Linked DNA regions of Mus musculus: region 2 is linked to region 1. The links are chromatin loops, found by intact Hi-C in ENCODE. Cell type or tissue: heart. All regions are shown on one strand. Region 1 overlaps Dnah12 (dynein, axonemal, heavy chain 12). Region 2 overlaps Asb14 (ankyrin repeat and SOCS box-containing 14).

Region 1 (4,000 bases):
CAAGGAGTGTTCATTCAAAGAAAGTCACCCTGACCCACCCTGACCATTGCCGGAACCTGCAATGCAAATGTGCTATTGTTAGAGGCTCTTAGAAACTGTCTTGAGAGTTAACAATTACCAGGTATTCCTTGTGACACCTGTGACTCTGTACTTCCTTGTGACTCTTAACTGGTATTTTTGGTATTTTCCAACAACGCCCTTCCCACCTCCTTGAGTTGTGGTTCCTTCCTTTAAATACCCCCTTATCCAGCTACTCAGGGCGCCACAGTCCTCTACCCCTGGGTGGTGTATGACCATGGGCCCAAGAGCGCTCTTGAATAAAAATCCTCTTGCAATTTGCAGCAAGACCATTTCTTTTGGGTGATTTTGGGATGTCGCCTCTCCTGAGTCAGAACGTGGGGGAGTCCTCACGTTGTGGGTCTTTCACCTCCAAATCATCACTGAAACTTGTAAATGACATCTTAAAAATTTTCAGCCTGTCTGTCTTCCTCCATTACAAACACAGTGTAAAATCACATTCTAAGTCAGAGCCCTTAGGGATTTTAATTATTCTACCAGGAGCTGACATAGAAAGAAGTTTCTTATGGTACGTATGTGGGTCTGAGTCACATTTAAATACAAGGCATTTTTCTTAACACTTTGAAAATATCTCACTTAATTCTCAGAACTACCAGAGGAGACAAGTATAATTACTATTTCTGTTTTTATAAAGAAGGCAACTGGAGCAATTGCACAAATTGCACAAAGGGTAACTGTGCCCTTCCCCCCAGCCTTGAGCAGCCTGGCTCATACCTAGTTTGCCACAGGGGCTAGCCCACCTAGGGTGGAGTCTTCCAACCTAAGTAAAGTCTATTGTCCTGCTACATCTGCAGCTTTCCTCCGAGACCCCACTACCTGCTGAGAGGCTGAACCTGTTTCTAGATACTGACAAAGCACCGAGATCCTGGCATGGTGGGGGATTCCCCCCCAAACTCGGACTCATAGGTAAACATTGCCTTGATCAGAGAATTTTGTCTTGGCTTGTTATTTCTCTCGCTGCCTTTCCATACGAATCCCATCTTTCCTTTCAGGAACCCAGTAACCTGTGGCCGCTGGCGGCTACAGGTAAGTGACTCTTCTAAAGTCCTGCGGCTAGTATCAGGTCAAAAGGAGATTGAACAACTTCAAAATGTGGATACACTCATTGTGACAGTTAATTTTGCTTGTGAACTTGATTGATTTAGAATCATGGTTTAAGATAACCTCTAGGGATGTCTGTGAGGGTTTTTATAGATTAGGTTAATTGAAATGGTCGCATCATCCCGTGGGCTGGAGGAGGAAGGGAACTGAGCACCAGGGCCCATCTCTGGCTCCCTCCTTTATAGACACAATGCGACTACCCACCTCCCACTCCTCATCACGCCTTCCCCTGCTGGATGGACCTTCAAAGTGAGACAACATAAACCTTCCTTTCTTAAGTTGATTTTTTTTTCAGGTGTTTTGTTTTGTCCTAGCAATAAGGAAAGCAACTAATACATTTATTAATCTGTTAAAGTGAAAATTTCTAGCCAATAAATATAAATGTGGTACAGCCTTTTAGACACCTCAGAGCTGGAAAAAGAGACATTAGAATTGTCAGCAAAAAGAAGTCTTGAGCATCATTGGAATATATAAAAGACAGAAAGAAGAGCCAGGTATGGTGGCACACTTGTGATCTCGGCACTCAGGGAACAGAGACAGAAAGATTGCCCCCAAGTCTCCGACTAGCCTGGACTAAAGGCCTGGACTAATGGCCTGGACTAATGGCCTGGACTAATAGCCTGGACTAATGGCTAGTACTAGGCCAAAGTGGGCTGCATAGGGAGGCCACCCCTCTATGCATAAATCTTAGGCGTGTCAAACAATCTTTTAAAAGGAAGACTTTAGATGTCTTTCGCTCTGTTTTTCCTTCTTCCACTCAGTAATCTACAATGGAAACTCTACAGGAATAAGTACAAACAATAATTGATGTTTTTTTTTTTTTTTTTAATGGAAATGGTGGTGAAGAATCCAACCTAGGGAGAATGGAGGAAGCCAGACATCTGCTTACCTGTCATGAATGGAGTTGATGTAAAGGTTCACAAACCAGGTGAGAGAGTACTGGTACATGGGATCAATGTTGGCCAGGTCTGCAATGCTAAAGAATAGCACTGAGGAATGTTTGGCGATGGGCCTGTATCCTTCTCGCGACTCTGCTATTTTGAGCTCTGTTTTTTCTGCAACCTGGCAGAGGAGAAGAGCCAAGATGAGTGAAAAGGGATTTTCTCCATCATGTGCTTTTCCTATAATGAATTTTTACATATATTTGAAAAGCCTTTAACTCAATGACAAATTTTAAGAACTTAATTCAAGTACATTCTACAGGAGAGGGGTTCCTAGCTAAAAGCTAGAAAAAAAGGAAAAAGGAAGAATTACAGAGGAAGGACGAGGAAGCTGAGAGACAGTGAAGAGGAAAGGAAAAGGGACAGACCTTATACCCCTCTCTTGTAATCTTCATTAAATAATAAAATAAAAAAATCTAATATATTTTTTTAAATTTTAGCTAGTTTGAATGGAGGTCTGTTCTTTGTGAACTTTCCCTAAAATAGATAAAATATAATCACAAATGACCTGAAAGCTCTGAACCTCAGTCTTGACTATAAGAAGGAAACAAAGTTAGCAGCAATTGAGAATTAATAGTCTTTCATGTAAACCTACTACTCCTATTTAAACCTGACTCACATTTCCTTCCTTCCTGCACCCGCCTCTTCCTTCTCAGCAGGGCCACACTGGGGCAGGTGTTGTATAAGAAGCCAAGCTGAACAAGCTATGAAGGGTAAGGCACTGTGCTCTTGGTTTCAGTTCTGTCCCCAGTTCTTGCCTTGAGTTCCTGCCTTGGTTGACCTTGATAATGAACTGCAACCTTTGAGCCAAATAAATCCTCCCCCTCCCCCATGTTGGTTTGAGGCAGTTTCACCACAGTAACAGAAAGTAAACAAGGCTGTTTCTCCTCTCCGATGAATGGGAAGTTCACCAGTTTCCTTTGCTCTGATGAACAGGAATTGGGAAGACAATATCTCAGCCACGCTCTCAGATATGGGTTGCTATAGAATATTTCTCTAAGACATTGTCTTCTTTGCTTCTTCAAAAATGTAAAAATAAGGGAGCAAACACCTGGCAGAAAGAATCTTTATCAACACATTATTATAAAACGAAACCTCTTAAACCCTTGTCCAGAGTGGAGCTGGATTGGAAGGGGGCACAGTGAAAAGATGCTGAGTGACTGATATAACCTCTGCTTTGGTTTCTGTTAGATATAAGGGTAAAGTGATAGGAGCTGGAGGGATGGCTCAGAGGTTAAGAGCACTAGCTGCTCCTGCAGAGAACCTAATTCAGTTTCCAGCACCCAGCTAGCAGTCCAAACCACCTAACTCCACTTCCAGAGGATCTCCTACTCTCTTCTTGCCTCAGAAGGCACGAGGCATGCTTGTAGTGGACAGATATATTAAAAAAAATCTAATGTTTTTTTAAAAAAGCTAGTATTTAGCTGAATTTAGCTAATATATGTAGACAAACACTCATACACATACAAAAATTAAAACAAAACTTAAAATCATTTAAAATATTTTTTAAAAAGAGTAAATGTTTTTTAAACGTATAAATCTTTTTATTTATTTATTTTTTAAATTTTTTTAAAAGATTTATTTATTTATTATATGTAAGTACACTGTAGCTGTCTTCAGACACACCAGAAAGAGGGTGTCAGACCTCATTACAGATGGTTGTGAACCACCATGTGGTTGCTGAGATTTGAACTCAGGACCTTTGGAAGAACAGTTGGGTGCTCTTACCTGCTGAGCCATCTCACCAGCCCATAACAAATGTTTTAAAGGGCCAGGTCTGAAACTGAGGTGGCCAGATGGTTCAGTTCACATCCTACAACCTGAATTCCCTCTCCAGAACACATGCAGAAAGCTAGGCGTGGCGGCTCCCCTCTGTAACC
Region 2 (4,000 bases), 52 kb before region 1:
CGCCACTTTATTAAAGCTTTTATTATTTTTTGCATTTTTTATTGTTTATAACCTAGATCTGATCCTGATGCTTGAACAATGACAATTTCTGCCTTTAAATAATTTATGTGCCTTTAGAAAAAAATGCCCAAATGAGAATTGAAGTCATACTTTATGGACTGTTTAGAAAATAATACCGGATAGTGTATGTTTAAATGCCAAGTCAGTGCACAAAGTAACTCCTAGCCCGATTACCTAAAATAAAACCTGCCACTTAATCAAACTGTTTCAAAGTCTCCCATTCATCATCCTGCTTTCAAATGTTGATCATATAAATCCAGGTATATATAAAACATCTATTATGTGCCAAGCACAGACCTAAAAGCCCATGAACAAATGACCAGGAGCTGATTGATGCTCATATATCTTTGAAGGAGGCAAAAGAGTTAAAATGATAATTCTAGATGAAGGCTATAAAAGAGCCAATCTCCACAATAAGAGAGTGATTAAGAGAGGGATGTCCTTAAGATGGCCAGGGAAGGGCCTCTGGGAGAGGACACTTGGAGACCTGGAAAATAGGAGAAGCCATTAAAAAGCCCTGGAAAACGTTGAAGGTGAGGGAGATGCAGAGGAGGTAAGGCAAAGTGAAGAGGTGCGCTGTGTGTGTGTGTGTGTGTGTGTGTGGCGGTCTCTGCTCATTATGTGTGTGTGTGTGTGTGGTGTGTGTGTGTGTGTGTGTGTGTGTGGTGTGTGTGTGTGTCTGTGTGTGTGTGTGTGGCGGTCTCTGCTCATCATGTGTGTGTGTGTGTGTGTGTGTGTGTGTGATGTGTGTGTGTCTGTGTGTGTGTGTGTGTGTGTGTGATGTGTGTGTGTCTGTGTGTGTGTGTGTGTGTGTGTGTGTGTGTGTGTGTGTGTGTGGCGGTCTCTGCTCATCAGAAGGATGGATGGCCAGAGGAATGGGCTGATCAGATCTGAGAGCTAGAAAACATAATAAAAGAAACCCAGTGATCACTGGTATGGAGAACTTAGACACATTTTAGATAAATGAATCATACAAAGAAAAAGTAGCCAGAGTGCAAGACTATCAGAGCTTTTCCAAGGGCACATCATGCCGATTGTTACAGTTCTAACGCTACAAGACAATAAATGCTTAGGGAATAATGCCAGTACTGTAGGCTTACCATAGTATCTTTAATAACTGTAGATGTCCAGCCTTCAAAAGTACAAAACCGATGAACCCTTTCTCCATGAGGACAATCAAAACATCGCTCAGTGTCATAGCCATAATTCAACAGCATCCTGAGCATGACTTCATCTTTCAATGTGTATTGTAGCGCTGATGGGAAATGCAAAGGGTTAACGCGGCAGAAGTAGTTGACGTTGGCCCCGTGCCTCAGTAATAGACTTATGAGCTCATAGTTGCCCATCCTAAGAGCTATCTGTAGGCAGTTGACTGGGTCTTGATTGGGTAGAGCTCCAGCACTCAGAAGCAGCTTAACTGAAGGGAGGTCACCGTTTGAAACAGCAAAATACAAGGCTGACTTCCGTTGATCATCATAATGTTTACGGATTCTCTGATCCAGCATGAAATTCACATCAAATCCAGCCTGAATGAGAAGTTCCAGGCAGTGGGGGTGCGCCCCAGCTGCTGCGCAGTGAACCGGACTGATCCCGCTCTTCTTGATGGCTGCGATGTCTGTGACTGGGACCAATACCTTTAGAGCTCTGAGGAAGAATTTCAAAGTGCACTTTAGGTTGTTACGGTGCAGAGTTAACCTGCTTATGATACTGTTATCCCTACACTGAGTGCTATGTTAATCAGCCAGTATTTAAGACCTAACGGAAGTGAGAGTTCCTTCGTTAAGAAACTCAGATGTCAAGTAAAATTTAGAAGAACCACTCTTTTAGGTTAAAAACTCTGAATTAGCGGCAGTCATCTGAGACCCAAGGCTTTCTATATTTCGAAAGCAGTTCTTTAAAAACAAAACGAAACAACAACAACAACAACAACAAAAAAACCTGGTTACTACAATTTCCTGTTATTTACAATTACAGAATTTAACTTACAGGAAATGGCCTTTGTCAGCTGCCACGTGGATGGGCAGGTGGCCTGAACTCTTAGGAATGTTGGCATCAGCTCCATACTCTAACAACAGACTCACAGCTTCCGGATTCCCTCCTCTAACAGCTTCAAGTAACACAGAGGACGAGTCAGAGGCCTGACTGTGAACGTCAGCTCCTGGAAAGAAGCAGTCTCATTAGGCAAAGATTCTTTTCACTATATCACTTAAGCAATCTTAATGTCTGCTGAAAAGCAGTTAGGGGCTGGAGAGAGGGCTTAGCAGTTAAGAGCAATTGTTGCTCTTCCAAAGGACCAGGGTTTGATTCCCAGCAACCACATTGTAGTTCACAACCATCAGTAACTCAACCTGTCCTCAATTTTACCTAGGAAGAATTAGGGTCTTTTACTATAAACAGACTCTTGTGGGGCAATGGGCTACGCACAGACAGCCTGGTTTCCAGTCGAGGCTAGATCTTGAACCCCAGGCCCCGGTAGTGATAAATCACTTACATGGGACGGAAGGAGTTCTCTCATGTCTTCTGGACCCTGGCTCCTGTCGAGCTACCGCCCCCACAGCCCCCCACAGGAGAGGCGTGGCTATCAGCCCCTTAACGAACAGGACCAAGCCCTCTCACATGCAAATAAGGTTTCCCCCAAACTCTCAGCCCAAGCCAATGAGAGGGGCTTGCTGTCAAACTCTAAATCACTGCCAGGACTGTATATAGGAGAGCCATGCAGAGAGTAAAAGGAATGCGAGAACTATTCCTTTGTCTGGCGCTTTTGTTCCAAGAGGTGTAACACTTGGGAAGAGATCTTCTCTCCCGAAGAGCTGCGCCCAAGTTCCGCCTCATTCCTCACTGGATTGTTGGCTTTTCACTGATCCAGGCTCTGAGTTACCTGGAAGGCGTAGCAGAGGCTTCGTCTATCTCCCTGCCTGCACTCATTTCCCTCACTGGGGCTTTCCCACCCGGCCTGGATAGAGGTCTCCGTGGAAAACTTCTGGTACCTAGGCCCACAGTCTCTAATAACTTAAAAATTACAAATGTCCCCTTTCATCAAAGTACTGTTAAAAGACATGGTAAATATATAGTTGCTTCTTAATGCCACTCTCCATGCAAGTGAGTTATGGATTAGGGTGGCTTATATAAGACAGCCTAGAAAGAAAGCTGCCTTTTACCAAGTATTCTTACTGGAGTCCCAAGTGCCAAATGACATACTAAACTACACTGAAAGCCAACCGAACCGTTATTTAGAAACTACTTTTATCCCGTGGTTTTCTTCCCCAACTAGTTGATGTAGATAACACGAGAAAAGGGAGCCATATTTTATATCACCTTTGATTCTTAGTACTTTACTATCACAGGTGCTAATTGTTTTGTTTTTATATTTATTTATGCATATGAGTGTTCTGCATGTCATGTGCATCTCATGCATGTATGGTGCTCACAGAGGTCTGAAGAGGGCATCGAATCCCCTGAAACTGTAGTTACTGATGGTTGTGACTGGGACCAAATCCTGGTCCTCTGCAAGAACAATAATTGCTTGTAACTGCTGAACCATCTGTCCAGCCCCTAACTTTGATAGCTACAAGGATAAGTGTACCCATGTTTGTAGGGTAAGTGCCCTCCAGATCTAGGGCAGCAACTGGGAGGGGAGCGGGAAGGTGAAGAAAAGAAAGAAGTCTACATCAATGTCTCAGGGAAGCCGAGCACATCTGAGCATCTTTATATCTCAATGGAAGGATGTGCCTTTACTTTAGAACAGACTCCTTATCACAAGGGCTGCACAAGACCCGCGTTCCTAGAATGCACTAAGCAATCTAATAAATGGTTTTTGAGTGTTAACAATGTCCCAGTCCCTTTATCTGTGTAAAAATTTCTAAACTTGGGACTAGAGAGAGAGCAGTGGTTAAAGCGCTTGCTGCTCTTCCAGAAGACTGGAATTCAGTTTCCAGTACCA

What was found. A loop is a pair of places that touch in the nucleus more often than their neighbours do. Peaks named below come from ENCODE experiments on the same cell type or tissue, not always from the same donor. Only the 100,000 strongest peaks of a DNase experiment are listed, where the experiment ranks them.
Region 2: a loop joins it to region 1, with 2.2 times the contacts of the local background. A loop is called at or near these places in 1 of 42 quality-filtered maps.

The regions. Positions count from the first base shown.
Region 1 is chr14:26,857,416-26,861,415 of GRCm38, reverse strand. It overlaps Dnah12 (dynein, axonemal, heavy chain 12), which reads right to left. Exons shown (of 75, transcript NM_001370884.1): 60 at 2,069-2,241. Among named protein-coding and RNA genes, the nearest start is that of Asb14, 35 kb to the left of the region's middle. In heart, no CTCF peak of the experiment used is centred here; DNase peaks (open chromatin) are centred at 2,185 and 2,845.
Region 2 is chr14:26,909,515-26,913,514 of GRCm38, reverse strand. Asb14 (ankyrin repeat and SOCS box-containing 14) reads right to left here. Exons shown (of 10, transcript NM_001170748.2): 7 at 2,047-2,218; 8 at 1,161-1,704. Among named protein-coding and RNA genes, the nearest start is that of Asb14, 17 kb to the right of the region's middle. In heart, no CTCF peak of the experiment used is centred here; a DNase peak (open chromatin) is centred at 2,104.